Regions from separate parts of the Mus musculus genome. Here regions 1 and 2 are each linked to region 3. A link is a loop called in an ENCODE intact Hi-C map of the cell type or tissue named here. Cell type or tissue: gastrocnemius. All regions are shown on one strand. Each heading gives the region's core, and the rest is flanking DNA. Links, peaks and the distances in the headings are about the cores only. Region 1 has its middle 62 kb from the start of Gm33273. Region 2 overlaps Pag1 (phosphoprotein associated with glycosphingolipid microdomains 1). Region 3 holds the start of Pag1 (phosphoprotein associated with glycosphingolipid microdomains 1).

Evidence for each region. Peaks named below come from ENCODE experiments on the same cell type or tissue, not always from the same donor. Only the 100,000 strongest peaks of a DNase experiment are listed, where the experiment ranks them.
Region 1: a loop joins it to region 3, with 3.0 times the contacts of the local background. A loop is called at or near these places in 17 of 42 quality-filtered maps.
Region 2: a loop joins it to region 3, with 2.3 times the contacts of the local background. A loop is called at or near these places in 3 of 42 quality-filtered maps.

The regions. Positions count from the first base shown.
Region 1 is chr3:9,941,609-9,952,645 of GRCm38, forward strand. No RefSeq gene overlaps it. Among named protein-coding and RNA genes, the nearest start is that of Gm33273, 62 kb to the left of the region's middle. In gastrocnemius, for the core only: a CTCF peak has its summit at 6,272 (motif pointing left); a DNase peak (open chromatin) is centred at 6,259; H3K4me3 peaks cover 278 bases.
Region 2 is chr3:9,775,955-9,786,991 of GRCm38, forward strand. All of the region lies in intron 2 of Pag1 (phosphoprotein associated with glycosphingolipid microdomains 1), which reads right to left. Among named protein-coding and RNA genes, the nearest start is that of Pag1, 52 kb to the right of the region's middle. In gastrocnemius, for the core only: no CTCF peak of the experiment used is centred there; a DNase peak (open chromatin) is centred at 3,973; H3K27ac peaks cover 998 bases.
Region 3 is chr3:9,826,262-9,837,298 of GRCm38, forward strand. Pag1 (phosphoprotein associated with glycosphingolipid microdomains 1) reads right to left here and starts at 7,418. Exons shown (of 9, transcript NM_001195031.1): 1 at 6,950-7,418. In gastrocnemius, for the core only: no CTCF peak of the experiment used is centred there; DNase peaks (open chromatin) are centred at 6,697 and 7,409; H3K4me3 peaks cover 2,812 bases; H3K27ac peaks cover 2,942 bases.

The DNA of each region.
Region 1 (11,037 bases), core at 1,491-9,490, 120 kb after region 3:
CTGTCTGGGCTTCCAAGATGGTGTCCTAAATGCTGTGCCCTGCAGAGGACAGGGAAGAGCACTGCCCTCCTTTAAGTGGCCAAAGACTGAAGGAGTGGAGAAACAGCAAGAGGAAGGAACTCTACTTCAGCAACAGAAGCAAGCAGGACAGTGAGGTCCTTATGGCTCAGCTCCCATGGTTACAATGACAAGTACATTTCAGTGTGAATTTAAAAGGTCACAAATAGTCAACCTATAGTGGTGAATTACTATGGGAGAATGTCAGATTATTGACCAAGATGTGGGGGAAGGAGGATCTTTTTATTCTAAGAACATGCATTCGCTGTGCTTTGTTTGCTTATTTTGGAGACAGGGTCCCTCTCTGTAGCCCAGGCTGACCCAGATCGTACAGCTATCCTGGTTCATCCTCCCACGTGTTGGAATTACACACATAAGCTCTTACACCTGGCTGCACTTTATTTTTATATGCAAGAAGTGTTAATTTTCTAGGACCAGAAGGGATTTTCTTCAATGGCCCCACTAGAGTCTACTCTTCATGCTCAAGCTGCCGTGCCCGAGTTCTGAATGTTTTACTTCTCTGAAGCCCTCTCCTTGGGTTATCTGGGCTCCTGCTGGGGGGTAACTTACTGGAAGACAGTTTGTTCCTACACCAACACAGTGCTGTGTTCACTTGTTAAAAGGTGTATTCCTAGGCCAGGGAGGCGTTTCAGTGGGTAAATGGCAGATGGGCAGGGTGGCCTGCTGGTACTTCCAACCCTAAAAGGCAGAGGCAGAGACCCTTCCTCCCCCAGGAGGCTGGCTAGTAAGACAAATCACATCCACCAGCTCTGGTTTTGTATCAGAGACCTTGGTTGGTCTCAGTGACTAAGGTTGAAGAACAATTAGGGATGCTTTAAAGAATGCATTCCTAATGACTTGGGTTAATTGTAAATGGATATAAAATATGAATGGTTCCTGCTTTTCAGAAGCCTGTTCACTAGAAACACTAAAACCACAAGTGTGAACATGAAACCACATCCAAACCAAGGTGCTGTTCAACACGGCATCATTGGTTAGGCACATGGGAAGGATCCCCCCGTGTGGGAGGACAGAATCTTCTCCAAGAGCAAGAAGAGAGGATATAACCTTTATCAAGCTCTGCTCCTCTTCAGGAACTCTGAGCTCAAGTTTTGTTTGTCTCTGTGAAGCCTGTGGTGTGGTTACATGTGGTGCACATGAGATATCGGCGAGAGGGACGATGTGGCAACTCTTTTCTTCCAGTTGATTCAGTTTCAAATGTGAGTGTCATCCTATCCTTCCTCTTTCTCAGGCCCATACCTGGGTTCTCAGAAATTCTGATGTCTTCTTCACTAAAACATCTCTCACCTGCCTTCACTTCTCCTGCCTTGGTCAAGTCAATCCCCAGCTGAGCTGCCATTAGCTGTTGTTTTGTCATCTGTGGCACCTTCCGATAGTTCTCCTTGCTTCAAGGTAACTTGCTGTTCTACATTCTGTCTTCTTATAAAAGCCGAAGAAATCCTCTCAGGTTATGTCATTTCTCAGTAAATCTGGTCATGGCTTCCCAAGCTATAGTTTGAAGTGCTCTGTTGTACTATGGTTGGTTCTTACCAGTAGAGCCCTTTGGCCTCATCTTACAGCATTTTTGTCCCTGCTATTCCATTGCAGCCACACTGCCTGTCCTTCCTGCTGCTTCTCACGAACACTGAGAATGCTCAGGGGCTGTGGACTGTGGCCTTAATGTCTGCACTTTGTGTGCTCCTGCTAAATGGCTAGACCCTTTCAATGCAGGGGACATTTCTTCCTCACGTAAGTTGGGCAGTGAGCAGCTTTATGAGGAGTCCATCGGGCATGCTGTCACTTTGGAGACTAAAGAACCACTCCATAGTCAGCATGAACTACCAAGGTTGCTTGTGGAGGCACCCCCACGCTGAGCTGGAAGTATGAATGGCATGTGGGGGAAGAGCAGAAGCCATAATCTGCACTCATGCTCTCTCTCCAGCTGGAGCCCAGTCACCAGACTAGAGGAAGGGAGCTGAGACATAACGTGCAGTGTGGGACAGGGCAAGAGAGACTGTGGGAGGCATCACGTGTCTTGTCATAATCTGGTAGATGGACATTTGTCTGTCCCTTTCTTTAGGACTAAGCTGTCAGCTTAGAAGTACCTTGATGCCATTGTGTAACTATGATGCCCAGCCTGGACTTATTCAGCTCCATTTTGTTTTTGTCTTTAATTAGCATCCTTTTCCCTTACTTCTAAAAATCATTTATCTCTTGAGGCAGTTTGAAATGCAGCTCCAACAGGATGTATCCAAGTACTAATCCTAGAACCTGAAAATATGGCGTTGTTCAGATCTTCACATGGGATTAAGGGTTATGAGATGACATCACTTCTGCATGACCAAAGCAAGCCCTAACCCAACTACAAGAGTCCTGAGAACAGAAGAAATCACAGGTGTAGGTGTGTGTGTACCCATGGGTGTACGCGCGTGCGCGTGCGCGCGCGTGCGTGTGCGTGTGTGTGTGTGTGTGTGTGTGTGTGTGTGTGTGTGTGTGTCGTTGGGAGCAGGTGGCAGGGCCACGTGAGACAGGCAGAATTTGGAATTACATAGCCATATTTAAGAATTCCTGGAGTCATCAAGAGCTGGACAAGGAAAGGGAGGATTCCTCACTAGAGCCTGCAGGGATGTGGCCTACTGCCACTCAGACACTTTGAACTTGGACTTCTGGTCCCAGAACTATGAGAAATGGAGGGAGGAAGAGAAGGAAGAAAAGAGAGAGAGAGAGAGAGAGAGAGAGAGAGAGAGAGAGAGAGAGAGAGAGAAACAGAGACAGAGAAAGACAAAGAGGGACAGAGACAGAGAAAGACAGAGACAGAGAAAGACAGAGACAGAGAAAGACAGAGAGAGGCAGAGAGACCGAGCGACAGCGACAGATGCTGTTGAATAGTTCAGGCTGGCCTCCTGTCCAAGTTTCTTTTGTGCTGGGATCACAGGTGTGTGTACTATGACCACCTGAGACAATATACTTCTGTTTTTAGCCATGCGGCTGTGACAATTTATTACACTATCGAAAGGAAGATGACACATCTTCTCTACTATCCCGATCTATCTTCTTCGCCATCGACCCTTAGATGACCTTCCTTCCTATTACCTAAGCTCTGGCAGTAGTGGCGGTGGTGTGGGTGTGTATGTGTGTGGTGTGTTTTTGTATTATATTTGCAGCACAGAGAACACTGCCTGGCATGCCAATACTGGTTGAAAGAATAAGTAGAAATAGCCTCCAAAGAAGATGCATCTGTCATTGTGAATAGCTTTAATAGCCACTGTAAAATGATCTGTTCACAAAGACACTGTCTTCTGGTCTGTCCTCACTGCAAGACAAGATGTTTAGTTGGTGAGGGCTAAGACTCTGAACTCTGGAATAAAACTTTCAGGGGTGGAATCATTGACACATATGATACTAGATATATACCACTTACACCCCAGTGTCTATGTCTGTAAAACAGACCGTGTCTGCATAAGCTTGGGGAAGAATTGTGTGAGATAATGTGTGGATACTGCCCAGGGTGTGAGAGGAGTATGTCCTGAGAAACATATTGCTAAGCTATAAATACTGTGTGTCAAAATTATGTTTATTTTTTCACCTGATGGATGTTCCAATTTAGCAACACAACACTGTGGAGCTCAGTGTGTGTGTGTGTGTGTGTGTGTGTGTGTGTGTGTGTGTGTACATGTGCGCCCATGTATGCGGAAGCCAGAGAACACCAGGTGCTATGCCTCCAAATGTCATCCCCCTATGCTTTCTAACAAGGGACTGCCACTTGACTTGGAAATCGTTAGTTCCTTAGTGCTGGTAGATTAAGGAGCTTAGAGAATCTGTTTGTCTTTGTCCCCCTGCCCTGTGTTGGGATTACCAACCTGTGCTTCCACATCTGGCTTCTTCTACATCTGGCTTTTTAAAAGCTGTTGGGGTCTGGCTGTCAAATTCAAGTCATCATGTTTATAAGGTGAGCACGTTACCAAATGAACTACAGCCGCGGTTCCTGTTCCCCTTCGGATCACATGGCTGACAGAAGCTACGGTTTGATGTTCTGTTTGTCTTTGTTGGGGCATCACCATGCATAACACAAGCCCAGAAACTAAAATACAAATATCAAAAGCTGAAGTACTATGTCTATACAATCATAATTCACACTGCCATAAAGAAAAACAATGAAGTCCAACCATGTGAAGATGGAGATGATGTGTGTATACACACACTCATAGTTAAGTACTTAGCCATATAAACTGATGGGCTACTAAAATAAGAATGATAATTTCTTAGGATTAAGAGGAGACTTAAAATTTAATTATCTTTTAATCTAAAATAACATTTATCTATCATAACATTGGGTCACTAAAAATTCAAGTCAAGTAAGAGCTTCCGAACCACAGCATGCCTGACTGCGCTGTTATATGTGAGAAACATTTTTGCGTGGAATGCATAGGAATAGTTCATTGAACACGAGCAAGTAGCTGGGAAAACACGGTACGCTCATTCTGAAAAGCCCAGACACCATGATGGAGGTGAAGGTGGGATCCACTTCCTGAGTCTCCGTCTTCATGACGAGCTGCACCTAACATAGCAGGTCACAGTTCTGCTACTTCATGAAAACACTTGATGTCCTTGCTGTCCACGCTATGGCTTAGTACTTAAGTATCACATATTGTTACTGTGTGCCACTCAAGGATGCAACATTGCAAAACCACAATTATTCTTTTACATACATTAGCATGACATCAGAGTACAGTCAACAAAATCTTAAGACAGAGCCTTGACAATGGGTGACAAACGCTACTCTTTATTCAACGAGGCTCTGAATGCTTCTCATGTCACATTTTTATATTTTTTGCAATTACAAGTTCCTCTTTGTATTCACTGATAGCTTGTTTTCTGCTTGGGATTTTTTGTTGTTGTCCTTGCTGCTGTTGTTCTGTTAACCAAGGCTGGGGAGTTGGCCTGGGGCGGGAGAGAGTGCAGAGTCACAGTCTTTCTGAGGAAAAGAAACGCTTAGCCAAGGATTCTCATGGTTCCTGTGGCTATGTTGTGACCTGAACTCGACGTGACTCAGCCTGATGCATGTTGCCACTGTGTCCCTGTCGTGAACTTTCCATTTTCACAAAGGCCCCACTGTGTAGCAATTTGGTTAGAGCCATGTCTTAGCCAGGGCTACTGGAAGTAGTCCTGTAGAGTATCTGTGGCATTCAGTAGGATGGGTGGCTTGGATTTCTATTGCTGTGATAGAACATGACCATGAATAAATTGGGTTGGAAAGGATTTATTTCATCTTTTACTTCTGAAGTCACTCCATTGTTGCGGGAAGTCAGGCCAGGAACTTGGAGACCAGAGCTGATGCACAAACTGTGGAGTGGTGTTGCTTACTGGCTTGCTCCGTATGACTTGCTCAGCCTGCTTTCTTGTAGCACCCAGGACCGCCAGGCCAGCGCTGGCACTACTCATAGTTAGCTGGGCTCTCTCGCATCGATCATCAATCAAGAAAACGTACCTCAGGCTAATCTGGTCGGGACATTTTCTCAGTTGAGGTTCCCTCTTCCAAAACGACACTAGCTTGTTCAGGTTGATGGGAACAACTAGCTAGCAAGGTGGAAGATAATTCTAGCAGAGAAATTTTAGGCATCAGTGCTGTGAATGAGATGTAGATCTGTGATATTAGAGCAAAGTTTGGTGAGATTTACCTTAACTCACTTGAAGAACTGAATCACAAGACAACAGGGCAAAATCAGGCCCTGCACAGCTGTGTGTCTTCCTGTAAGATATTTGTACCTATTTAGTCTAATATAAGTACAGTATCTGCAGATCCAACACGATAAGAGGCGTGGTCAAAGTCAAGACCCCCAAGAAGACACGCCCCAAGGCAAACCATCCCAGATTTACTGGAGCAGATGGAGTGGAGAGTGCTGTGGCCACTAGAGACCAGAGATATCTTTTGTTTTCTTCGCTAGGATTACAACTCTCCCTGTGAAGGGCGAAATGGCGATCCAAATATGGATCCCTTCAATTTTCTTTCATGGACAATTACTTTGAATGTGTGTAAGGCTTGACTTCAAATAAAAACATTTCTATGCAAAATTTAATTACTTAGGAAGGATATTATTTCAGACTCGGATCTACTAAACTTGAAAGTGACAGCCATTTCTAGCCATTGCTAAGTGCCACGGCCACACCCAGGCAGAGCGCTCTCCAAATTGGACTGGTTCTGCCATCTAGTGGCACAGTTGATTAACTACAAGTAGTTGAGGCACTCCCTGGCTTGGCCTGCCCACAGGGTGAGAATTAAGTCTGCACTTAACATTGTGGAATTTGTTTCACCTCCTCACACATGTGACTTTGGAGAAGCTATAGAATATTGCTCCATGTCGGCTAGCTGAACTGTATAATGACGATAAGGAGCTATTGCATGGTTCTCATGAGGCACCTGTGCTTCACACATGGGAAACACTTAGCAGATTTCCTGACAGTGATGTGATTATATTTATAATTTTTATTCTCAAAATGCACGTCTTTGGCTGAGGCATGAGAAATCAAGTTATGAAAATATGAATGATTTTTAATAAATGATGTCTATAATACTGAATGCTTGGATGAAAATCAAGTTTATTTAGGCTCTCTATGCACAGCGCCAACACATGCATGATCTCCGTGACACTTGCCTCAAGCCAAGCTGTTCCCCACCTCATAGAGAGCGACTCCATCCCAGCAGAACACTCGATATGTGCATGCTAGTGTGCGCCTTCTTTCTCCCACTTACAGAACCTCAGTCTTTATATCCAGCTAGGTGTCGGCTTCCTGTACACACTTCTCCAGTGCTGTCAAGCAGACTTCAATCCTGCATAGTCCTTTTCTGTGCTGTGTGTTAGAGCATTTGACATGGTCAGGCTGTCGGTGAGGATTGGGTGGGATGCAGGCTGATGCAGACCCGGAGTGTGAAATGCCTGTCATGAGACATTGAGTGTTACCCTCATATACTCTATCATCACAATGCCTGACACAAAGACTTCACACAACACAGGTCTCATCAAAGCTGAGAGGGAAAAATGATTTTAGAGACAGGACCTCACATGTAGCTGAACCAGGCCTTGCATTTGCAACCATCCTGCCACAGTGCATCATGAGAAGGCCAGACTAAACTGGCCTGGTAGGTTGAATTGGTAGATTTGATACCTAAAAGTAATGCTATAATAATAATAATAATAATAATAATAATAATAATAATAATAGTCATTAAGAAACACCTAAAGATTACTAAAACATAAAGAAGCCACTTCCCCTTCTCAAGTGATATTGAAGTTTGACATATTTTTAAGCCTCGCTGGACTTGCATGCTCACAATAGCTGCTTCTGAGCAGCCCTGTACCCCCACACTTGTCTTTTGTTGTCTAGGTGTTTGGGGCTACAGGGATTACATAAGTTTTATCCCCAGTTCCTCTACATCTGAAGTATTGCTAAAATTTCCCCCATTGCACCACTACTCAGACTTTGCTGAGTGCGGTGGCATGATTATATATCCACAGAGCACATCTTTGGCCATGAGCCTTTCTTTCAGCTAGAAATACCTGCTTTCCAACCCAGGGTACAACATCTCTTGCCACCTCATCAGAATGACCCAACGCTATGTTTTATATGGGGAATGGTATAATAAACACAGTGTCTTGCCATCTGAATGGTCATAAGAGAATGGCTTTCGGCTTTCAGTGGCTCTAGGTCGCCTTTGTGAACTTGGCCCAGAAGATCCCGTAGCTATGAAGAAGGGCCTGGCGATGAGGCCAATGCGCCACCCAGTCTGGTCTGTGCTGCAAATCATCTCGTTTTAAAGTGAAATTACTCATAGTCGATATGTTCTATCTAACTTTATATCTTTCTCCAGAAACAATAATTTCTATGGTCGTGAATTTATTCACTTATACATTAAATTTTTAAATCTTACATATCTTGATGGATATTTACTCTGAGAATAACAAGATACTTATCTCTCCTTTCTTTCTTTCTTTCTTTCTTTCTTTCTTTCTTTCTTTCTTTCTTTCTCTCTCTCTCTCTCTCTCTCTCTCTCTCTCTCTCTCTCTCTCTCTCTACCTCCCTCCCTCCCTCCCTGCCCCCCTCTCTTTCTTTCTTTCTTTCTTTCTTTCTTTCTTTCTTTCTTTCTTTCTTTCTTTCTTTCTTTCTTTTTTCTTTCTTTTTTTTTTTGAGACAAAGTTTCCCTTTACAGCCTAGGCTGGCCTGGAGCTCAAAACAATGCCCCTGCCTCCACCTCTGAGTGCCAGGATTACAGATGTGTATCACAACTGCCTACAGCATCCATTCTTTTTTTTTTCCATTTTTTATTAGGTATTTAGCTCATTTACATTTCCAATGCTATACCAAAAGTCCCCCATACCCACCCACCCCCACTCCCCTACCCGCCCACTCCCCCTTTTTGGCCCTGGCGTTCCCCTGTTCTGGGGCATATAAAGTTTGCGTGTCCAATGGGCCTCTCTTTCCAGTGATGGCCGACTAGGCCATCTTTTGATATATATGCAGCTAGAGTCAAGAGCTCCGGGGTACTGGTTAGTTCATAATGTTGTTCCACCTATAGGGTTGCAGATCCCTTTAGCTTCTTGGGTACTTTCTCTAGCTCCTCCATTGGGAGCCCTGTGATCCATCCATTAGCTGACTGTGAGCATCTACTTCTGTGTTTGCTAGGCCCCGGCATAGTCTCACAAGAGACAGCTACATCTGGGTCCTTTCGATAAAATCTTGCTAGTGTATGCAATGGTGTCAGCGTTTGAATGCTGATTATGGGGTGGATCCCTGGATATGGCAGTCTCTACATGGTCCATCCTTTCATCTCAGCTCCAAACTTTGTCTCTGTAACTCCTTCCAAGGGTGTTTTGTTCCCACTTCTAAGGAGGGGCATAGTGTCCACACTTCAGTCTTCATTTTTCTTGAGTTTCATGTGTTTAGGAAATTGTATCTTATATCTTGGGTATCCTAGGTTTTGGGCTAATATCCACTTATCAGTGAGTACATATTGTGTGAGTTCCTTTGTGAATGTGTTACCTCACTCAGGATGATGCCCTCCAGGTCCATCCATTTGGCTAGGAATTTCATAAATTCATTCTTTTTAATAGCTGAGTAGTACTCCATTGTGTAGATGTACCACATTTTCTGTATCCATTCCTCTGTTGAGGGGCATCTGGGTTCTTTCCAGCTTCTGGCTATTATAAATAAGGCTGCTATGAACATAGTGGAGCATGTGTCCTTCTTACCAGTTGGGGCATCTTCTGGATATATGCCCAGGAGAGGTATTGCTGGATCCTCCGGTAGTACTATGTCCAATTTTCTGAGGAACCGCCAGACGGACTTCCAGAGTGGTTGTACATGCCTGCAATCCCACCAACAATGGAGGAGTGTTCCTCTTTCTCCACATCCTCGCCAGCATCTGCTGTCACCTGAATTTTTGATCTTAGACATGGTGTGAGGTGGAATCTCAGGGTTGTTTTGATTTGCATTTCCCTGATGATTAAGGATGTTGAACATTTTTTCAGGTGCTTCTCTGCCATTCGGTATTCCTCAGGTGGGAATTCTTTGTTCAGTTCAACATTTTTTCAGGTGCTTCTCTGCCATTCGGTATTCCTCAGTTGAGAATTCTTTGTTCAGTTCTGAGCCCCATTTTTTAATGGGGTTATTTGATTTTCTGAAGTCCACCTTCTTGAGTTCTTTATATATGTTGGATATTAGTCCCCTATCTGATTTAGGATAGGTAAAGATCCTTTCCCAATCTGTTGGTGGTCTCTTTGTCTTATTGACGGTGTCTTTTGCCTTGCAGAAACTTTGGAGTTTCATTATGTCCCATTTGTCAATTCTCGATCTTACAGCACAAGCCATTGCTGTTCTGTTCAGGAATTTTTCCCCTGTGCCCATATCTTCAAGGCTTTTCCCCACTTTCTCCTCTATAAGTTTCAGTGTCTCTGGTTTTATGTGAAGTTCTTTGATCCATTTAGATTTGACCTTAGTACAAGGAGATAAGTATGGATCGATTCGCATTCTTCTACATGATAACAACCAGTTGTGCCAGCACCAATTGTTGAAAATGCTGTCTTTCTTCCACTGGATGGTTTTAGCTCCCTTGTCGAAGATCAAGTGACCATAGGTGTGTGGGTTCATTTCTGGGTCTTCAATTCTATTCCATTGGTCTACTTGTCTGTCTCTATACCAGTACCATGCAGTTTTTACCACAATTGCTCTGTAGTAAAGCTTTAGGTCAGGCATGGTGATTCCACCAGAGGTTCTTTTATCCTTGAGAAGAGTTTTTGCTATCCTAGGTTTTTTGTTATTCCAGATGAATTTGCAAATTGCTCCTTCTAATTCGTTGAAGAATTGAGTTGGAATTTTGATGGGGATTGCATTGAATCTGTAGATTGCTTTTGGCAAGATAGCCACTTGAAGTTTTTATCATACAGATCTTTCACTTCCTTAGTTAGAGTCATGCCGAGATATTTTATATTATTTGTGACTATTGAGAAGGGTGTTGTTTCCCTAATTTCTTTCTCAGCCTGTTTATTCTTTGTGTAGAGAAAGGCCATTGACTTGTTTGAGTTAATTTTATATCCAGCTACTTCACCGAAGCTGTTTATCAGGTTTAGGAGTTCTCTGGTGGAATTTTTAGGGTCACTTATATATACTATCATATCATCTGCAAAAAGTGATATTTTGACTTCCTCCTTTCCAATTTGTATCCCCTTGATCTCCTTTTGTTGTCGAATTGCTCTGGCTAATACTTCAAGTACTATGTTGAAAAGGTAGGGAGAAAGTGGGCAGCCTTGTCTAGTCCCTGATTTTAGTGGGATTGCTTCCAGCTTCTCTCCATTTACTTTGATGTTGGCTACTGGTTTGCTGTAGATTGCTTTTATCATGTTTAGGTATGGGCCTTGAATTCCTGATCTTTCCAGAACTTTTATCATGAATGGGTGTTGGATCTTGTCAAATGCTTTTTCTGCATCT
Region 2 (11,037 bases), core at 967-8,966, 51 kb before region 3:
TTTTTGCTCCACATTTACTGTCAACAATATTCACTTCTACTGCTCCTTCTGTGAGAGAACTCCCACTTGGCTGCTGGGACTGGACATTTTTACTTTTTTACTTTCCATGTGGAAGAACACACAAGACAATCATTGACTACAGAAGAATAAAGGATCTAAGTTGAAGTAAAAGCAATGCTCTCACCAGGGTTGAAAAGTTTAACAATCACATGAAATACACCTATTATTTAAATCCATCAGTCACTGCTAAATGGAACTAAAGCCAGGGTCTCATTCTTCTAAAAGAATCCAAATGCTAGCATGAATTAGCTATACTCAGAAAATGGATTAAATATTTGTGTCTTAAGCCACCAAGGGCATTACAGCTCAAGAAAACAAAGTTTTTAAAGGGCAAACAGTATGTGTAAAAATCTTCTTTTGTCCATGAGTATTTCCCTAAACTCGATGGCTGTTTCCTCTGTAACTGTCAGCACCATGGTGAGAGGACTTGATAAGTCCTTCTGGCTGGCTGAGAATACTGCAGTGTGGTATACAATCTATGAGTGCTATACTAATGTCAGATGTTGCAGCATGAAGATTTTTCAGCACAAAAATTAAGTCTAGCTACTGGTTGGAAGATAGGAGACAGGGTCCTATATAGATTGGGCCCTATATAGGATGGGTCCTATATAAATGGCCAGGCCCAGGAGGAGCCACAAAGCACCTACAATTATATGTAAAACTTGCTTTGTGCACCCCGTTCTTCAGAAAATGGTCTGAAGCTACCATCATCCTTAGTCCACTGCCTTCCAAAGCAAAGTCAAGCTTGGCAACTAGGCCTTCAACACATTCGTGTGGCTTTAAAGGTCAGAGTCCGGGCTGAAGCTTACGGTGGCAGTGAGAAACCCGTTCTCAAAACATAAGGTCGAGAGCATTGGAGGAAGGTTTCTTATAAACTCTGGCCTTCAAATGCATGTGCGCGCACACACACACACACACACACACACACACACACACAAATGCATGTGCACACATGCACACACTGTTTTGAGCTCTTGCTTTTGAAAAGAATACAGATTAGTAGATTATTAGTTTCAAATGAGCAAATGTTTGTTTCTGTGCTAGATAATTGGCATTAGGTCCTGGCTTAAGATTTTGTGACACATGACCTCACAGAGACGGTGGCAGTACACACAGAGCTTGCATAGCTCTAACAGAGACTGAGTCTCATTACTGAGAGGGGAAGTTGAAAAGAGCTCCTAATCTTGAATTGGTAACTCCTTAGAAAGCAAAATTTGTTTTCTCCAGTGGAGTCTCGCTGGATATACAAACCACACTTAAGGACAGGTCCCACGATCAGCATTAGATGATGGCCAATGGTACTTTTGGAGGGTTTGGGTTTTTTTGGTTTTTTGTTTTTGTTTAACAATGTTTTTTCCCCCTCTACAGATATTTTCCTTATAGTTCATGGTTTCCAATTTGTTTTAATGGGTTTTCTGTGTGTGGATATATGTTCCCATTTGTGTGTGTGGATATGTGCTCCCATCTGTGTGTGGATATGTGCTCCCATCTGTGTGTGGATATGTGTTCCCATCTGTGTGTGGATATGTGCTCCCATCTGTGTGTGGATATGTGCTCCCATCTGTGTGTGGATATGTGTTCCCATCTGTGTGTGGATATGTGCTCCCATCTGTGTGTGGATATGTGCTCCCATCTGTGTGTGGATATGTGCTCCCATCTGTGTGTGGATATGTGTTCCCATCTGTGTGTGGATATGTGCTCCCATCTGTGTGTGGATATGTGCTCCCATCTGTGTGTGGCTTTGTGCTCCCATCTGTGTGTGGATATGTGCTCCCATCTGTGTGTGGATATGTGTTCCCATCTGTGTGTGGATATGTGCTCCCATCTGTGTGTGGATATGTGCTCCCATCTGTGTGTGGATATGTGCTCCCATCTGTGTGTGGATATGTGCTCCCATCTGTGTGTGGATATGTGCTCCCATCTGTGTGTGGATATGTGTTCCCATCTGTGTGTGGATATGTGCTCCCATCTGTGTGTGGATATGTGCTCCCATCTGTGTGTGGATATGTGTTCCCATCTGTGTGTGGATATGTGCTCCCATCTGTGTGTGGATATGTGCTCCCATCTGTGTGTGGATATGTGCTCCCATCTGTGTGTGGATATGTGTTCCCATCTGTGTGTGGATATGTGCTCCCATCTGTGTGTGGATATGTGCTCCCATCTGTGTGTGGCTTTGTGCTCCCATCTGTGTGTGGATATGTGCTCCCATCTGTGTGTGGATATGTGTTCCCATCTGTGTGTGGATATGTGCTCCCATCTGTGTGTGGATATGTGCTCCCATCTGTGTGTGGATATGTGCTCCCATCTGTGTGTGGATATGTGCTCCCATCTGTGTGTGGATATGTGCTCCCATCTGTGTGTGGATATGTGTTCCCATCTGTGTGTGGATATGTGCTCCCATCTGTGTGTGGATATGTGCTCCCATCTGTGTGTGGATATGTGTTCCCATCTGTGTGTGGATATGTGTTCCCATCTGTGTGTGGATATGTGCTCCCATCTGTGTGTGGATATGTGCTCCCATTTGTGTGTGGATATGTGCTCCCATCTGTGTGTGGATATGTGTCCCCATCTAAATGTGTTTCTTAGGCTTCTTCTTTGGCTCTTCTTTTTCACCCATTTAATTTGTCCGATTTTGGTTTGTTTTTATTTTATTTTATTACTTTTTTGGGTGTGTGTTTCTATTCCAATTAGAGAGAGAAAGAAAAAATGCAGATTTGGGGAGAGGGGTAAGTAGGATCTGGGGAAGAGAGACTGTAAACGGAATATACTATATTAAAAAAAATCTATAAAAAAAGAAGACCCGTGTATGATCGAAAAGTTCCTTTCTATTGCTCTCCAGGGGAGCGTACCCCGAGTATGGCCTTTTAGATGTGTGTTTTCAAGGATATAGGCATCTGTGCTTCAAGTTCACATAGAAGACAACGATCACTAAAAGCCCCAAGATCAAGAACTTCTACAATGTTCAGCTATCATTCATATGCCTGACATTTAAATTAATATGTACAATTAACTATACCCGAAAACCAAACTGCACACCAGGCAGGGATGGTAGTCTTGCAGGTTACTCTTATTTTTATTTTTTTGACAATGAACCACAAGTTGATGACAAAATTAAATAAACAAGAATTCCCAGTTTTCCATTTATGACCAATAATCCATTGTCTTTAATAAAGCAAAGTATTTTGTCATCTTTCAGGAGACAAATGTTTTCTTTCCAGGATAAAATTAGTTTCTCATGGGGATCACATATAAAGACATGTCACGCACTTTCAAAGGACTTTGCTGTATCTCTCTGCTAATTTAATTTTCTTCCTTTTCCTTGTTAATAGTCAGGTTTGATTTGGAGTAGCTATTCTATACTACTGGAAATCAGTGAGCAAGCCTCCTAGTGCTTCCAGATCACTGGTGTATCAAGGGCATTACTGCAGAGGTAAAAGGTAGGCAGAGACCATCTTTCTCCTTCAAAGTGGGAGTCACAAAGACCACAAGATCCAAAGGCAATAAACACTGTCTCTGGTAAACACAAAACCAACATTTTCTTTTGTTAACCTTAAGAGAGCCCAGAAAATTGTATTTTACAGACTCTCCAACAGCTTCTCTGATCCCCAAAAGAATAGCATGATTCATACACATTCCAAATTATATCTATTTTGCATAAATGAAGTAGATTTGGTAGAAGAAGTTGGATTCATTATTATGTAAAATACAGCCATTAGCAGACAATGTGGTAATTATATTCCCAGACAGAACAAGATCAGACTCAGGCCACTGTGTTGGAGCTAGGCAGTGAGAAGAGGGTAAAGTTTCTCACAGGAGTATATCAATAGTACCAGGACAGGAAGCCCTCAGGCTCTCTGTCTGTCAGCAGAACAAGGCATGCGTCCAGCTGGCCTGTCGAGCCAGCACCACTGTAGTACCTCAAGGATGGGTAATGAGGCTCTTGTCCAAAGCCTTTTTCTTGGAGCTGGAAGCTTTCTGGGGCACACTGACCTCCAGGGGTTCCCATGCCAGCAAAACAGAAAGTAGCTGCTGACTAGCAGCAGAATGCACAGTGCCTAGAACCATGGAGTCCCCAGCCAGGGAAGCCAGGATAAAGCTCTGTCCTGCATTAGCTTGGGTGGACCTAGAAACATCTGCAATATGTGCAATTTACACAGTGTCCAAGGCTGAGTGAGGCTCAAGCTAAGGCAGAGACCAGCTACCGTCATGAACTGAGATTCAAGGGAACAGTAACTCAGACCACCCTAACCTCAGGCAAAGGGTTTGAGCCCTAGGCCAAGGACATCTGGATGCTGTCAGCACAGGGTGTAAGGTTCATAGTCTCCACCCCACCGGGTGTCTTCCTGGTACAGTTTCTAAGGGAGATGGGGCTGCTAGAAGCTGAGTTTCCAGATCGTTGAAATTGGAACAAACTGAATTCTTCCAGAGGGAATAATTCTCATCTCTCTACCCCTTCTGTCTCATTCATTTCCTCTTTAAACACCAATGAGCTACGTTGAAGTGGAGAGATGAGCTAGATGTGTGAAAGACTGTGGAAACCAAGATGTGAGTGCTTGCCAGTTTACAGGCTGCTGCTTACTGGGTTTTAAATCAGGAACCTTCGTCCCAGAGAATCCAGGCGCTTGCCTTAGGTCACACAGGGCAAGAAGCAGATAAGGCCAGACGTCACCTGTGTCCCTAGAATTCTATGTCCTGATACTGTCACTAGATGAGCTTTTCAGCCAATAGAAAAACAACCAGTTTAGGGAAAATTTGACATGTAGTTTTAAAAATAAATTCAAAAGCCAAATATTAAATAGCAAATTTCCATTTGTTAGATACTTTTATCCACAAAGGGTAAACATGTTTTTTTTTTCCCCAGTTAACAGGTTTTTATTAAGCTTTTGATGTATATGATAGTACCAGATAGTCTAAGACTTAAAGATGCTAGCTTCATGCTTCCAATCTGCCTACGACTCCACAGGCAGATGTGTGTTCATGCTTTGTAGGTACACATCGAGCGCTTCCTAATCACCTTGGCTGCTACTACAGTATCAAGACTTATCGGTACAATGTCTAAACAGTGTATTGCTTCTTGTAGCTTTAGGAGCTGAAATCCATGATCAGGATGGACCAGGGTGCCAGCATGTTTGGGTTCCAGTAAACAGTTCTTTTTGTCGTCATCACTAAACCTACAATGACAGCTTCCCTCCTCATTACTTAGTTGCCTTCCAAGGACCCTCCTTACTATCACTATGGCAACAGAGATTTAGGATTCCATAGACTATTTTGGAAGACACAAACTGATCCACAGCTAGTTGCCAGTCTTGCTCAGATAACTCTAAAAGCTACCTCTGACCACTATGTTAGTTTTTCATTGCCACAACAACAACAACAACAACAAACTCATAAAATTAATTGTTAAAGAGGAAAGGATAATTTTAGCTCATATTGTTGGAAGTGCAGCTCATGACCAAGTAACCCAGTCGCTTTGAGCCTGTGGCAAGGTAACACATCGTAGCACGCATGTGAGCAAGACTTCTTAGATCACACGCCAAGGAACAAACAGGAATGAGGAGGGAAGCCTGGCTCCCCAAACCCTCTTTACAAGCAAGGGGTAAACACTTGTAGCATTAATGTCTTACTACTTTTGTATTGCTATGACAAAACCCCATAACTAAGACAACCTATCAAAAAAAGGCTTTATTCGGGGCTTACAGAAGGAAGGGGTCAGGAAGTAGGAGTCAGTCACCATCACTGGATGGGAAGGCATGGCAGCCAGCAGCAGTTTACTGCCTGGAGCAGAAGCTGAGGGCTCACATCTCAAACCATAGCCCGGAGACAGAGGGAGCAAAGTGGAGCAAGGCCACACCCGCCAGGCTTCCCCAGACAGTGTCAGCAACTGAACCACACATTCAAATGCCTGAGACTATGAGGGGCATCCCATTCAAACCACCACAGTTCTGTAAGATGTATACGGTTTAGTCACACAGACACCCTGTATGTATTTTAACAAGCCAACCAATACGTAAAGTATGTCATGACCACGCTTGTCATCTGCACTGAGAGGCACACTTACATGCCACAGGCATGTGAGCTGACAGACTTAGTGTCAGTAAAGGATCAGGGCTGGTGCTGCTCCTGGCCAGCTTGGGGTGCTAATCTGTCTATCTGGCAAAGGCAGGCTTCAGTCATATTTCAGCTATATTGCAGTCATATGCAAAGTAGTTCAGAAAGCAGGAGCGGAGTTTAATTACGTGCTGTCCCCTCACACACAGAAGTGTAGTGGCACATGCCTCCAGAGCCGGCATCAGCACATTGATTTTGAATCTTATAAAAGTTCTTCCTATGCAGGCTGCAGCATGAATTGACATTGCCGTAACTCCTGTCTGACATCATCTCAGCTTTATGAATAAATAAATCTGTGCTCCAGGGAAACACTGATGTAAGAGGAAAACCAATAGCACCCAGACCTGAGCTTTACACGTCCTTTCCAGTCCAATGCGCCCCGAGTGGAAGACCATACGTGCTCCCTGCAACAGTGACATGTAGTGCATGTCTCTACAGCGAGTAACAGCTTCCCAGTGGCCTCGAGCACTGCATTTTCTCTTTTCTCCTTAAAGAGTAGTAGCTGATGTCTCTAAAAGAGGAAATTTGGAAGAGTGCAGGACGGGTGCAGGCAGAGTGAGGAAGCTTTGACTACTGCGACTCTGCCTTCTGAGTATCTAGGGAGCTGCTCTGCGATTCTCCTATGTTATAAAGCCCCGTCCCCCCCCCCCCGTCCCCCCCCCCCGTCCCCCCCCCCCGTCCCCCCCCTCCCCGCAGCAGTATTCAAAGTCTGTAAGGGCTTAGGGGAAACTGTCAGGAGACTATTAGCTGCTTGGCAATAGTGGTATTCTCTGGGTAATGTGTGAACCAAGAAACTTAAAAAAAAAATCCCAACTATCTGAAGTGAACAGACATATTTTCTTATGATTTAGAATATAATATGGGAAAAGAGAGGCAAAAATAAAAAATTAATGAGACCGACTGCAAAGTATTCTGTTGACTGCTAGCTCAGAGCTAGCTAATTTACTGTTTCAGATTCCTGGCCGAACCTTCCTTGCTGCTTTTGGATGCTTTTCAAGACACAGGCAGGTTGCTATTCAAATGAACTGCTCTCAAAAGTAAAGCTAACAGTGCATGCTGATATTAGCCTCAAGTTTCTGAGCCAAAGTGCCAAGCTTCAGAGAGAAGCTGGAGAGAGCAGTCATTTCCTCACGCTGCCTTCACCTGGCCAGCGCTGCACAGCAAAGCAGTGGGAACAGTTGTGGGACGTTCTGCGGTGCCCTGCAGTAACCTTTGACTGTAAGGCCACTTCAGGGCATCTAGGCTCTTGCCTACAATTGGAATGAATTAAAACTCGATCCCCAACTAAGCAGCTCACCACTGTGTTAACTGTGGCTCCTCATGAAATGCAGTGTTGTTTTGAACTTAGAGCCCACGCCTCCCTGGGAAGTAATTTCTGTCTTCTCAGAGCCGGGGAACAGGAAACACTGAACACATGGGACACATATCTCAAGCACAGGCACAATGGAAGCCTGCAAATGGGTTTGCTCCCAAATTAAACATCACAGAATAGGCCACCATCATCAACAGGGTGCTAGAGACACAGGCTGAGCCTTCTTTTCCCATGAGAAAACAGTACCGGATTTCAAGTTTAGGAAGAATGTAGCCAATACTTTAGCTCTGATATCAGCAGAGGAGTGAAAGGCCTTGGATACGTTTTGGTGGTACTTCCTTCAAACACGGATATGAAAATCAAAAGGAGAAAACAAAGCTACATCGTTGAGAAGGAGCTTGTGGGAGGTCAGAGGAAAAGAACAGCTTGAGGTCAATTTCTTCTCATGTATGCCTTCTCTTTATTCGTGTTGGAGATGCTTCATCCATAGAAACCTGAATGGTCCAGACAGTAACTAGATGTTGTAGGTACAAAGATAGGATTAGAATCTTGCCTTGCAGCTCAGCATCCATAGGAAGGCTATATACAGGTGGCTAACAAGAACACAGTGTGGTCTGAGATGCAGCTAATGAACTGTCTGGATCCTGTGGTACCTAGAGGATCAAGGAGAGCTTCTCAGAGGAGATGGAGAATGAGGTGGGTCTTGAAGGATGCTTCAGAATTGAGAAGAAATGGTGGTGGTGGTGGGCAGAACATTCTCAGAAATGAGAACTGTGTGCACTGAGTCTTGCTTGCGCATGTTTGTCTTAAGAGACATGACATTCTAGAACACTTCAAGAAATCCAGCCCTGGAACTGGGCGATGGTGGCTCACCCCTTTAATCCCAGCACCCGAAGGCTGAGGCAGGCAGATTTCTGAGTTTGAGGTCAGCCTAGTCTACAGAGGGAGTTCTAGGTCAGCCAGGATACACAGAGAAACCCTGCCTTGAAAAAACTAAACCAAGGAAATCCAGCCCCATGGAGCAGGGTAAAGCATGCTGGAGGGGTACCCAGGACTGGGCCACAGGGCCGCACAGCCAGGTGTCTGGGTCAGTTGAGGTGACAAAGGCACAGAGGTGTGGGAATCGTGAGCAGGGTCCTCAGTCAGGGAGAGCCACTCTGAAAGAAGCTACAGAAGTTGATTTCAGACCTGATCTGCACAGATGTGCACATGTGCATGTGTGAAGGCCAGGAACAAAGCACTGACCAGCGGCAGCAGAGAAAAGGAAGGTCAGAAAGACACAATGAATACTAGTAACAGCAATTATGTGACCCTCTAAGCACCAATATCCTGAAACTTTTGCATAATCTTAAATCCAGAATCTGGTATGGACTGAACGGGGAGAAGCCAGGCCAGGGCAGAGATTCCTGGCTTGAGTACTGGGTCAACAGGGATGCCATTAATTGGAGTATTGATTCCAGTAAAAGCAATCAGCTGCTAGCAGAAGGGAAGAGAGCCAGGTGGGGGAGGCAGTTTCCCTGTCATTTGGGGAGCTGCCTGAGACACTCAAATAGGGGTTATCAGAGGATTGGGGACAGGAATCTCATCCAACAGAGAACAAACTGCAAATTCACATTAATTTAGAAAGAAAAACAAATGACAAACAGAAAACTATCTTCACTGAAAAGCATAAGAGTCAGGCCATGGGCAGAAAGGGAGCAGACAGTGCTCTGCAGACACTGGGGGCCTTGAGTGTAGAGATGCATCTGAAGTCTATTCCAAAATGCATGGTTCCCTGTTAAAGCTGAATGATCCCTGACTGGAGAACGTCCTGCACTTTAGGTCAACACTATATGTGTAAGGCGAGTTACTCTAGAGGAAACAGTGCTGTAGAAAAAGTATTTAATCCCTGAATTGAGATTCTTGTCAAATGTTGGGAGATCAGAGGAAGGCATTTATGGAGCACAGATAATCAAAGCTGTTAAGCACATATTCTTTAGCCTTAGTTAGCAGGAGGAGGAGGAGGAGGAGGAGGAGGAGGAGGAGGAGAAGGAGGAGGAGGAGGAGGAGGAGGAGGAGGAGGAGCAGGAGGAGGAGCAGGAGGAGGAGGAGGAGGAATCTGTTTCTAGGTTCTGTAGTTGCCCTGCAAATGACTCAGCAGTGACCCAGCTCTCCTAACAGCAAAGACTTAACTCTGGATTTCTCAACAAGCATAAGAAAAGATTTAATTAAAAGACAATGGTTCATTTTTACCAAGATGTGAGGGCCTGGGAAAACCTAGACCAGATGGACCCTTTCCTCTGTGAGCAGAGAGGCCCAGAATGATGGTCTGTAATGGGAGCAGGTCAGGGAGGCCAGGACACTTGAGATTTCTAAATCTTTTAAATGGGGTGAAAATGACACTTCAAGGTCCAGGATTCATTTTAAAAAGTGATAACCTGTAGTAATGCAATTGCTAAACCTAGTGTGAAGGTCTTTGCGTTGACTTGTCGTTTGCTTAGGCTCGAGGATTTCACGCTGGATTTTGATTCTGTCCAAGCCCAGATCACTCAGGGGTTTCCGATGTAACTGGTATTAGTACTGATCATGGTCACAGTAAACACAGCCTCATGGTCCCGATGATGGTAGTGGTGGGGAGAGCTGTGTATACTGGTCATCCTTCACAGAGCTCAAGAGTCTGTGCAATTAACACAGAAGTGGAAGCTCACAGTCAGCTATTGGATGGATCACAAGGCCCCCAATGGAGGAGCTAGAGAAAGTACCCAAGGAGCTGGGGGGATCTGCAACCCTATAGGTGGAACAACAATATGAACTAACCAGTACCCCGGAGCTCGTGTCTCTAACTGCATATGAATCAGAAGATGGCCTAGTCGGCCATCAGTGGAAAGAGAGGCCCATTGATCTTGCAAACTTTATATGCCTCAATACAGGGGAACTCCAGGGCCAAGAAGTGGGAGTGAGTGGGTGGGGGAGTGGGTGTGGGGGACTTTTGGGATAGCATTGGAAATGCAAATGAAATAAATACCTTATAAAAAAAAGAAAAAAAAAGAGTCTGTGCAATTAGTATTCTCATCTCAGAATGAGGAAAGAGACTGAGATGAGGTAGCACTGGCCCTCCATGGAGGCACCAAGAAGCAGAATGAGGACTGAGCCAGACACTGCTTGAAGTCCCATGGCATAGGAACTGTGCCTGTTGGTGTCTTGGTCTCTTGTCTCTTGATAGGAAATATCCCATGTGTCAGCGCCTGGTGGACACTGGGTGGAGCTTTTGAGGGGTGATTGACTTATTAGGGCTGAATTCCATCAATGGATTCAGCAGTTATGAGTTCAGAGCAGAGCAGAGTTATGAGAGCAGAGGCGGGGCTCAGAGGAAGTGGGCTGCTGGCGATGCCTCGAAAGGCTGTATCTTGTCCTTACACACTTCCTCCCTGGCTCTCTGCTTCCTCACTGCTAGGAGGGAGCAGCTTGTCCCACCATGCCCTTCAATCCGCCTCACTAAGTGATGATGCTTCTGACCCCACTGTGACCCCAAACACACATCTCCTGCCGTTTCTATCAGGTTTTGTTAGAGCAACATA
Region 3 (11,037 bases), core at 1,829-9,828:
GAGGGGAACTGAAAGCCACCAGGCAATCGCCCCATCTCCGGTGCAGACACAGTGAGGAGGAGTACCCTGCCCTGTGGCACCTCCGGTTTCACTTCTGTGTCCTCAGCTCACACTCAGCCAAGCGCCTCACCCTGCTCTGCCTCTGGCTTCTGTCGTTTTTTTTTTTTTTGTCAAAAATTTCTCTCAGTTAACTTTCTATCCCATCTCCTTTATCTTTCTGTGTGCCACCCTGGCCTTGACTTTATTTTTTATTCTACATGTTTTCTCAGGCTGACCAGCAGCCTCAACATCCATTCCATGTACTCCACTATCTAGAGCACGGTGAGGCCGTTTTATAAACACAAGCGAGAGTCATACTATATCCAAGATATCTCAGTGGACTGGACACCTTAATAAGCTGCAAATGGATGCTAAGTCTCCATCTGCATCTCAGCGGTTGCCTTGAATTGTAAGCTGGCAGTTGCATAGAATCTCTAGGCTCTGATGTCCCTCTGGTGCCTCACACGGCATAAATCCACAGCTTGTCACCTTCCCCTGTGGAATGCTCCACCCTCTGTGCTCACTGTCATCACCAATGGAACTTTTATCTCTTCAGTGATCTGAGCGAGGTCATCTGGGGAGGCTCTTCAGCGTCCCTGCGCCACCTCCTTGCTTCTACCCCCGCCCCGTGCCCTCAGCGTCTATACCCTTACCAGTCTGAACTCAGACTTTAATGGCTTCCCTTTTCCGTCTCCTAGTTCACTTGTTTTGTGGATGCACCAGGTTGAACATTCTAAACCGACAGCCTGGGCCAGGCCTGGCAGTAGTGGATGGTCCCCCCAGCTACTGCGGTTAAGGCAAGGGGATTACTCGGGCTGCAGACTGAATTCAAGGCCAGCCCAAGCAAATAGGTCTCAAAATAAAAAGCCAGCAGAACCCTGGGATAGAGCTCAGGCGCCTCAGATTCGAGAGGCCCTGAATCCAGCCCCAGAACTCACTCACCCCAGGACCAAGTCTGGCCACCAAGACACTTCACAAAGTGTCTTGCAGTCCACTACCCAGCTCACGGAGCTGCTGTCTTACAGTCCACTACCCAGCTCAGCAATGACCTCCATCTGCCCCAACCCCGAACATGGACCCAGACCAAGTACCAGCCCCTGAAGGAAAGCCACATTCTTTCTTTTTTTTTTTAATTCCTGTATTTTTCATTTATTTTTATTGAGTCTTTTCTTTGACAATTGTATGGAGCGGCTTATCCCTAACAGCTTATCTCCTAAAATACATATCTGAAAAATCCAAATCAATCACTTTCACCAAACTTGATGCATGCACAGCCAAGCTGCTGGCGGCTGGTTAAGTGTGAATTAGAGGGACACAGCTCTTTTTAGATGTCACATATGAAATAATAAGGCTACTCAGTACGGTTGTCAGGTGCTGAGGACAGAGGCTGTGGTAGTAACTGGCCCTCTCTTTAACAGTAAGTCACTGCGCTGCGCTGTGCAGCTTTCCTGCCCTGACTTACAGCTTGTGCTGCTTCAGGATCGTTTCCCACCCCACACAGATGGGACGGCGAGGCACGGGTACACGTCAGGGTAAAGGACTGGGGTGGGCGAAGCAGCCAACAGTGACAGACAGTCAGAAATACAGGAGACCAGATGCACGAGGACTACATTCAGAGAAGCCTGAGCACGCAGGGCGGCTATGCAGGAGGACAGGTGACAAGAGCTGACACACTCACACCTTTGGTCCTTTGAGGAAGACAGGGGAAGCTTGCAGATAAAGAGTGGATATGATATATTTCGTTGGGCCAGCTGGAGGCTTACGAAAGGTTGCCAGCAACTTTAAAGTCCATTCCATAAAGTGCACAGGGACTCAAATGCTCTGTGTTTTAATAAAGGCCACGGTCAGGTCGAGTTTCCTGTCCCCTGGCAGTCTATATTTAGAAAGGAGAAAGCAGAGTTTTAAAATAAGTTTTTAATCACTTGCTGGTTTAACACTTATCCAGTCTTACAGTCTAGTATAGGAACAGAGGCGCTATCCAGTCTATGCCTGAATGTTACGATGACTGACTAACTTTTCAATTACACCCGAAATGATGGTGGTTCCAATGTAAAATCCAGAGGGGAAATGGGGCTGAAGATATAGCTCAGCGGCAGGCAGAGGGCTTAGTCTCCAGGCAGTGAGTCTGTCTCTCTGCTTTCCCCCTCCCCTACCCCTCCCCCTTTCCCTGCAGAGGTATTATCTCACAGAAGGGTTTGAGAATCTAACAGTATGGCTTTAGAGTCTCTGCTTTTTATCCGGACTGGAGTCAGGAAGGCTACACCACAGACATGGGAGCTTGCATGGAGTCAATGTGTTTGTTCTGATCCCTACTTGTTAGATATGTGGGTGCATTTCCTTTAAAACACACACACACACACACACACACACACACAGTCATACCACAAATAACTACTACTGCTGTTGTAACTCTGACATTTTTAGATTTAAATAAACTTTAAAAAATCATTTGAGAAAAATCTTAGGCCTTTCTACTTCTCCTTTGTTCGAGGACAATGACGCAAACCTCAGACTCAAAGCACAACGGAAGCAAGTTTGCCTTGCCACCCTACCGGAAGCACTCAAACTTCTTACTTACAGAGTAACACGTGGCTTTCGCTCCTTCTTTCTCACAAAGTGATATGTGGTTTTTGATTTCTAACATAAATTAAGCTTAAGCTTCTACCTTGACAAAAACACAGAGCTGGTACTTCTTATTTAGCCAATCCACGCTGTGGACGGGAAAGTTTGCAGAGCCTGAGACTGTCCATCTCTACTATAGAACTTACTACAATAGCTGAAAAACCAGAGGCAGGAGGATATTCTGTAAGGAATATCAAAATGTTCTGAGCTCTACTTTTTCTTGCAAAACTTACTCATGTAATCTTGGATGCATTTCCTTTCTAGGTCCGTTTCTACGTTTGCAAAAGCACTACAGTATAGGAACTTCCCAAAAGGCTGGTGTCAGGGTGGAGGGAAACACTGTACATAATGTTGCCATAAACAGCCAACACACAGTGAGCGCTCACTCCCAGCTGAATATTACGATAAGAGCTCTTATCAGAAAGCATGACCAGTAGCGACTAGAAAAGTGGTCAGATAAATCATGCTCAAGGCTGTCTTCTCTCAAATCTACCCCAAGCCCCTGAACTCTGCAGCATCCTGACCTTGTCTGTATAACTTAAGTGTGTAACTTCCAAGTCAGCCCATACACTGAATGAGGTAGGATCAAAATCAAGTCCCAGCTCCTCAGATAAAAGTGAAAAATCCACAGGAGTAATGCGATTAAGGAAGAGTAAATGGTCTTTACTCACTTATATCCATATTACAATTAATGTGCAGACTATATGCCTGAGCCGTCTCCCATCCATGGACTAAGCAGGCCCAAGCCTGCTTAGCTTCAGAAATCATATAAGATTGGGTGAATGAAGGGTAGGATGTCTGTAGTTGTACATCAGTCTTCTGAGAGCAAAAGAAAACGGATGTGTGTGTTTTGAGGGGGGGAAGGATTTCTTGTAGATTTAAAAGTGACAACAGAAAATCCACTATAACAACACAAATAGGAAATAAAACATCCATATGGAAATTATTTTCACAGGGTTAGCTCTAGTTATAGCCATGTTCCAGGGAGACATTTGATCAGAAAATCCAGAACAGGGAACAGCTGGAATCTAGCTACTGAGGCAAAGTGTGTATGTATTGTTTGAAAAGGAAGGATGAAATATCAGTAGAGAGAACTCGGTTGGTGGCAGGAGTTCTTTTTGGCATACTGCAGTTGTGGCGTTGTGCCTCCAAAGGCTCTCAGAAGCTCACTACTGGAAACTCACTGTTGAGCAGCTTTGGAGAGACAGATACATGGCACGCACATACATACATACACACACACACATACACACACACACACACACACACAGAGAGGGGGGGGGTTAGGAGGGGAGAGAGATCCAGAGCATCAGCCAGGTAGCAGTGAGCATCCATCTTAGAGTACTTTTAGTGGTAAGGATATCAGCTAGGAGGGTTTCAGTAAACATTCACTCACCTGGGGTGAGTCAGCTGCCTAGGAGCTTTCTATAGCAATTGATTTCAGTATCTAAAAGATAAAGACCAGAATACCTAAGAAAGCCCAAAGTACCATGGCCACTCAATCACCCCACACCCTAGAACTCAGAAGAGAAACTCAACAGTCCATGGAGATTTTAAACCAAAATAGCTCGTATGGAATCCGCCAACAACTGCTTCCTATGGCTTTAAACCTAAGACTAAAGGAAGTGTGCCCATAGATGTGATGGATAAATGATTTCCACTTCAGAACACTGAGTTCAAGATAAGCACAAGGCCCCATCTCTCTGCCTGAGTGGAGTTCTTCCTTGGACACTGGGCTATGCTCAGAGACAATGCTGGCTGATTATTGCTGCTTGTGTCCATGTGGACCACAGACAGCAAAGACACAGGCTGCAGGGAGGCAGAATAGCGAGCATCAACCACCAATACAAAGTATCAAGTTACCCAACTTTTCTCTTTGGTTCTACGAATGTATAAACAGGGAAGAAAGAAGTAACAGAATCCAGTTTCAGCTGAAGGCAAAACACCCTGTTATCTTTCTCACAATAGCACTAAACGGGGTTTGCAACCAGGGCCTGGCATTTAATAACAGAGAAGTTGATGATAATAGCTTCCAGTCTCGAAGAAGGAGTGCTATTTAGCACTTTGCATACTTGAAACTTTAAACATAAACTTCCCGTGGAGAAAGGATAACCCACCCACATTGCTTGCAAGTTGAGGCAGCAGGGTCAAAGAACAAGATTCCAACAGGCATGTTTAAGATGCCAGCTCTAATTTCTACTACTTGATCTCTCTCGGCCTCAGTTTCTTCCTCTCTAACATCAAGACAAAGCCATCTCCATAGAAGGCCTTCAGGGAGGCACTGCTGGAGACAGTAAATCCAATATTAACATGTGGCCAGGGTGTTTATATCCTCTCTCCTATTACACATGTGCACTGCTTCTACTGACCTCCAGCAACAGCTGTTTAATGTCTACAGCTTATCCCAAGACAAATTTCCTTTCACAGCATGAAACTTTTTCCCCAAAGTCAGCCTACGATACTTGACACCAGCTCAATACCTTCTCATCAGGATTCCACTTAAGCCTCGCACAACCCAACCAGGAAGGTACTGCAATTACACCCACCTATTTTACAGATGGAGACGCCGGGCACAGAATTCCGGTATTGCTCAGATTCAAAGCCAGCAATAGTGCCAACAGCCTGGTCTCTTGAAAGCCCACACTTGGACAAAATTTCTTCTAGGGGTCAGCACTCAATGCTCCTATAAACTACAATGTGATAACTAGCTTTTCAACGTTAAAATAATCTTTCTTTTTTCTTAGAATCCTTAAAATAATAACTATGCTTAAACCAGGTGCCTATAACTAGTTAGTTCATCTTGTTATATCCACTGAAGCACTCTAACCCATACATGCCTCTTTCTAAAGGTCACCTAAATAAATCTCACATTGACTCACATCCCTGAGTTTTTATTTCAAATCCATATGCATGTATATATTTTTCTGTGTGCATATTTCTTTCCATCTATGGATACATGTGTATCACAGGGCAGCTGCAATATGAGCTGTTTGGTTAATGCAAAGCTGGTACTCTAAATATTATCTTTCTTTATAACAGTCACTGCCTATCAGTCACACAGCAGGGCTGTATGGTATTTCAAAGAATTCCTTTTACAAATTTAATCAACTCAAGTATTAAACATCAATGGCATTAATCCATTGCTCTGCTTAAAAGGAATCTCTAGGGGCAGCTGAGAATGAAAGGTTAAAGATTTCTACCCTTCAAAGTAGGCCACTGTAGCTACCTATAAATCATGCTCTTTGTTTATTAAGATAATTAAGGCCATCAGTGCACTTCACTTTCAGACTCAACAATTGTCTGGTATGAGCAAATCTCCACTTTTACTAAAACAAAAGGGGATGTGTTCTAAAGAGGGTTCTGTGCATGCTCTCTGTACAATGTATGGTATTTTAAAGCATGATTTATGTATCTAATTCCTTGAACTGCCTTGAAAAAAATACACCAAGTTCTTCCTCCCATGCTCCCTATTAGGAGAAGACAGTCTAATTTAAAGACTGCCCTGTTTCTGACTACGAACCACTATATCATGTCAACGTTTTTATTAAATACGGCTCAAGCTGGACTTGAAAAAAAAAATGGAGTGAGTAGAGGCCCAGATGCAGCCCCTGCAGATGCAAAGGTACCCAGCCAGGAGGCTTACATAAGAGATGCAGGACAACTCAGCCATCCTCGGAATCCTGTTTCTTTGAGACTTGCCCACATTCTTAAAGCATATGAATTAAAACGCATAGAGCACTTTTCTCATTTTCTATGCCTTGGAGCACAAAACACTCATTTGACACATAAGTTGTTTTTCCCTAAAGGGCTAGGCTCCAATTATGGGAGGTTGGCAACTTCTGCCTAAGGGAAGAGTGAAGTGGGATGTGCAGAAAGCCTGCAGGCCCGAGCAGCAATGTCTCAGCTTCTCATCTCTGTGCCAGTCCTCCGAGGGGATGGAGGGGATGTAGGCAGAGCTTCCTAGGATGGAGGTGGCTGACGTCCCTGACCCCACGCGGCGCAAAATCAAGGAGCTCAGAATGTGCAATTTAGCGGCGGGCCAAATGCCCTCGGAGCACCTGTCTCCCCTAGCACATTTCCAGCTGGCACATTCGGGAGAGGCAGGAGCCAGCCCTAGACTCCAGCCTTGAGTCTTCGAATGCCATGCCCCATCCTTTACAGTCCAGTACGCCTTCCTCCAGCCGCAGCCCCGCTAACGGGAGGTAAAACCTCGGCCTGGAACCACAGGAATAAAACGAACCTGTCCTTCCCACGCTGCCCGAAACTTCAGAAACTACAGTCAACTTACTGGTTCGCAGAGGTCTTCTGGGGCTCCAGAGCTCTAAAAAGCGCTGCAACTCCGCTGCTCGCAGCCGGGCTGGCCCGCGGTGGGCAGTGGTAGCGGGCGCAGGACCCTCCTGATCCTCGTCGCCTCGGTTCTGCCGTGCCGGGGGAGGTGCGCTCTCCCGGGCGCACCGGGCGGCCGCAGAGACTCGGACTGCACCGGGAACCCGAGCAAACGCCGTCGTGGCCGCCAGCCCTTGAGAGCTGTGCTCGGAGCTCCGGGTGCGTGTCTCCCTCTCTGAGGGAATGCGACACCACGGAGTCCCCGCACGAGAGGCTCCAGAGCGCTGCAGAGTCACCAGTCCGCCCCGGAGGAGCAGTCACAGCACCCGCGCGCCGGGCGGGAACCGCAGTCCGCACTGGCCGCCGCGCCGCGGAGAATGACAGCGCCGAGGCGGAGCAGCGCGCGGGACTCAGTGCGCATGTTCGCGACTGCTGCGGCACGTCACGGGGGCGGTGCCAACGGGCGGGGTTGGGCGGAGCGAGAAGGGTGGGGCGGGGTCGGGGGGGGGGTTGCTGCGAGGCTAATGTGGCTGCCAGCTGCAGGGCAAGGAGCTGGAGCTTCGCAAAATCAGGGCTGGTGACCAAAAACTCTGTGACTGAGGTTGTCTCCTTAGCCCATTGTCCCTTAAGAAGCAGTCTATGGGGAACTGCCTTAGGGTCCCAGGACAGCCTGCAAAGGTCAAGTTTAACCCAGATGGTTGCTTAACCTTCAAGGACTGCAATTTGCAGGACACCTTTCACTTTGATCTGATGCAGAGTAAGAACTTGAGGAGCTTGTAGGAGCCCTTTGTCCTGGCTGGACTCCAAAGTAAACACAGGAGACTCTGAGAGGTGGGGCCCAGGTATGTAGGTTGTAAATAGCCTTGCCCAAAGCTCCCCAAGAGAATGTGCTGGTTGTATGGTAATACAACACTTGCCTACGCACATTCAGAAGGTCTGGAGGATGGGGAATCCCTATTCCAATAGGGTCCAAGACTATTCCAGGGCTGCAAGCCTCCCACACCCTGTTCTTCCTTGCCACTTACGAGGACAGAGACCCCAGAGCAGCTACTGGCGTGTGGGTCTGCCTGAGAATCAGGTGAAAATGCTTTTAACTTGGAATTTCCAAGGCGTATCCACTATGGTTCGGGTTCACCCACTGGGCACTGGGGGAGGGAGTGGGAGGGGAGATTGTGTGGGGGAGTGGGGTGGGGTGGGGAGGACTCGAATATTGCCTGGAACAAGCTGCAGATAAATCTGACAAGGGTTTTGTTGGCCTTGAATTTTAACTTATTAAACAAGCAACCCGGAAATGGGGATAGACAGTGTGGAAACAAATAACCAGTCCAGATGTGACACTCAGGACTTCTGAGCCAAGTCCACTGAACTCTAAACCAAACAGTTATTTGTCTGACAAGTTCATTTGTTTTCTCTAATGGGGAAGAACAGGCACGAGTGATATTAAACATACACACATTCACTCAGGTAGTGTGAAGTTGGCTGGATAAAAACGGCTCATTAGGAGCAAAGGGGTGGGAATAGGGAGTTGAGTAAAGGAGAAAGGAATGTTAATACGTTGCAGAGGAGGATGTGTAGGAGATATTAAACTCAGTCTTCAGCTTGGAAAGGTACTTTGAGAATAAGGATGCAGGATCCAACTTGGCTGGATTTAGAGGACGGTGAGAGGTTCGTTGGTTTGAGAACTTATAAAGGTCTGGATTTCACCACCAGGCTGTACTAGTGACTTTTCTCATTGCTGTGACAAAATGTTTGGCAACAGCAGCGACTCAGGGAATGAAGGCTTTGGTTCGAGCCATGCTTTGAGGGTCCAGTCTACCATGGCGCAGAAGGCAGCAGCGTGAGGAAGTCGGTCACACGGCATTGACAGTCGGGATGGATGAGAGGTGTTTAGTCCTTTTTATTCCAATATCCCAGTCCATGCTATGGCACTGCCCAAGGGCAGCAAGAGCCTCCCCTCCTCAGATAAGCCTCTCTGGGAACACCTTTCCCTAAGACACACCAAGTCCTGTAAAGCTGACAAGATTAACCACCACAATGACTTACCTCATTGAATCCCACAATGATCTTCTAAATTAGATATAGGAAGTTATTGTATCTATTTTTTGCTCTTAAAAAAATGCATTCTGTGGGGCTTAGTTGATGCAGTGCTTGCTGCACACACAAGAGGACCTGGATTGGGATCCCTAGAAAGGGACCACTTACAAAGCCAGATGTTGAAGCCACATCTGCTATTTCAGATCTGGGGGTGTGGAGATGGAGCGATCAGTGGGACTTGGGGACCAGGCTCAATCAGGGACATCCAGGTTCAGTGAAAGATCCTGACTCAAAAATGAGGTGCAGAGCAATTGAGGAAAGCACCCACTATCAAACTCTGGGCTCTCCATGTGTGCTCATGCACACACATGATCATGTATATGCACATATGTCACACACACAGCAATCAAGTCAAAGAATAAGCACCAAGAAGAGAACGCCCACTGAGCAGGTACGCCATGCTCTGGCTCCGGTGTGAGCAAGCTTCAGGTAACAGGAAATGACTGGAATCTTATAAAGAAAACTCTGCAATATTTTCCACATAGTTTGAGAGACTGTGATTGTTTGAATATGCTCTGCCCAGGTTGGTGGCATTATTAGGAGGTGTGGCCTTGCTGGAATAGGTGTGTCACTGTGGTTGTGGGCTTTAATACCTTACTTCTAACTTCCTGGAAGCCAATATTCTGCTAGCAGCCTTCATATGAAGATGTAGAACTCTCAGCTCCTCCAGCGCCATGCCTGCCTGGATGCTGCCATGTTCCCACCTTGATGATAATGGACTGAACCTCTGAACCCATGAGTCAGCCCCAATTAAATGTTGTCCTTATAAAAGGTGCCTTGGTCACAGCAGTAAAACCCTAACGAAGAAAAACACATTGCGAACTTTTTGAGTTAGGAAGGCTTTCATTTTTTCTAAGGAAGAAGTATGTCTCTTGTCTCCATCCCACTTTGCAGCTTCTTGAATTAGGGCTGCACAAAGTGGTTTCCAGAGCATCAGAATCCTGCAGTTACCTACACAAGATTGCCAGGGATTTAGAAGGGCAACATTCACACTCTCTGGGGACAAGTGCAATTACCATCCTCATTTCACACAGGAAGAGTGAACGAGGAGAAATCACTGATTCAGTCTCTTTCCCAAGCTCCCTTTACCAAACGACACACTAGAGATTCATTTCCATTTCCAAATTGCTCAGATCAGGATCTGCAATCATCCAATGAGAACTCACACGTGTTTCAAAGACGATCTTTATTAGTTAATGCATAGATAGCACTCCCTGTGTGTGAAGTTTTGGAAGCAAGTGTGTATTTATATATTATTCTACAGAGGTTAACCTCTCTCAACTGTATATATAGTCTCTTTTGATTATAAATTAGAAACGAATGAGTTCACAAAAACGAATTCATTTAAAATGAGGGATCTGCTCCATCATAGTAAATTTGGTTGAGTATTTTCTAATGACTTACTTATTCCTTTATATGTGGGTGTGCTGTGTGACATGTGTGCACGTGTAGCTGTCTCAGATGCCCTAAAGAGAGCACTAGATCCCTAGAACTGGCAACACAGGCAGTTGTGAGTTGCTGGATGTGGGTGCTGGGAATTGAACCTGGGTCCTTTGAAAAAGTAGTATATACTCTCATCCATGAAGCCGTCTCTCCAGCCCCTGGTACAGTTTGTTTGTTTGTTTGTTTTGTAAGAGTATCTTAATTTAAAAAAAAGCTAGTAGAATAAATTACATCGGGACTTTTAAATAAAGAACTGGTGTTTGATACTTTTCTTGTTGCTATAATAAAATAACAGACAAAAGCAACTTAGGAAATCGTTGTTTGAGGGTACGATCTCTCATGGTGCAGAGGGCATAAGACAGCTAGCTGATCATGTTGCACTCAGAGACAGAAAACAGGAGAGATGTGTTCTGGTATTCAGCTTTCTTTTCTCCCCCCCCCCCTCTTGTTTCTTTTCTTTTTCCATTTATATTTACTCTGGGACTCTAACCTGGAGCCACTTGCCGCAGGGTA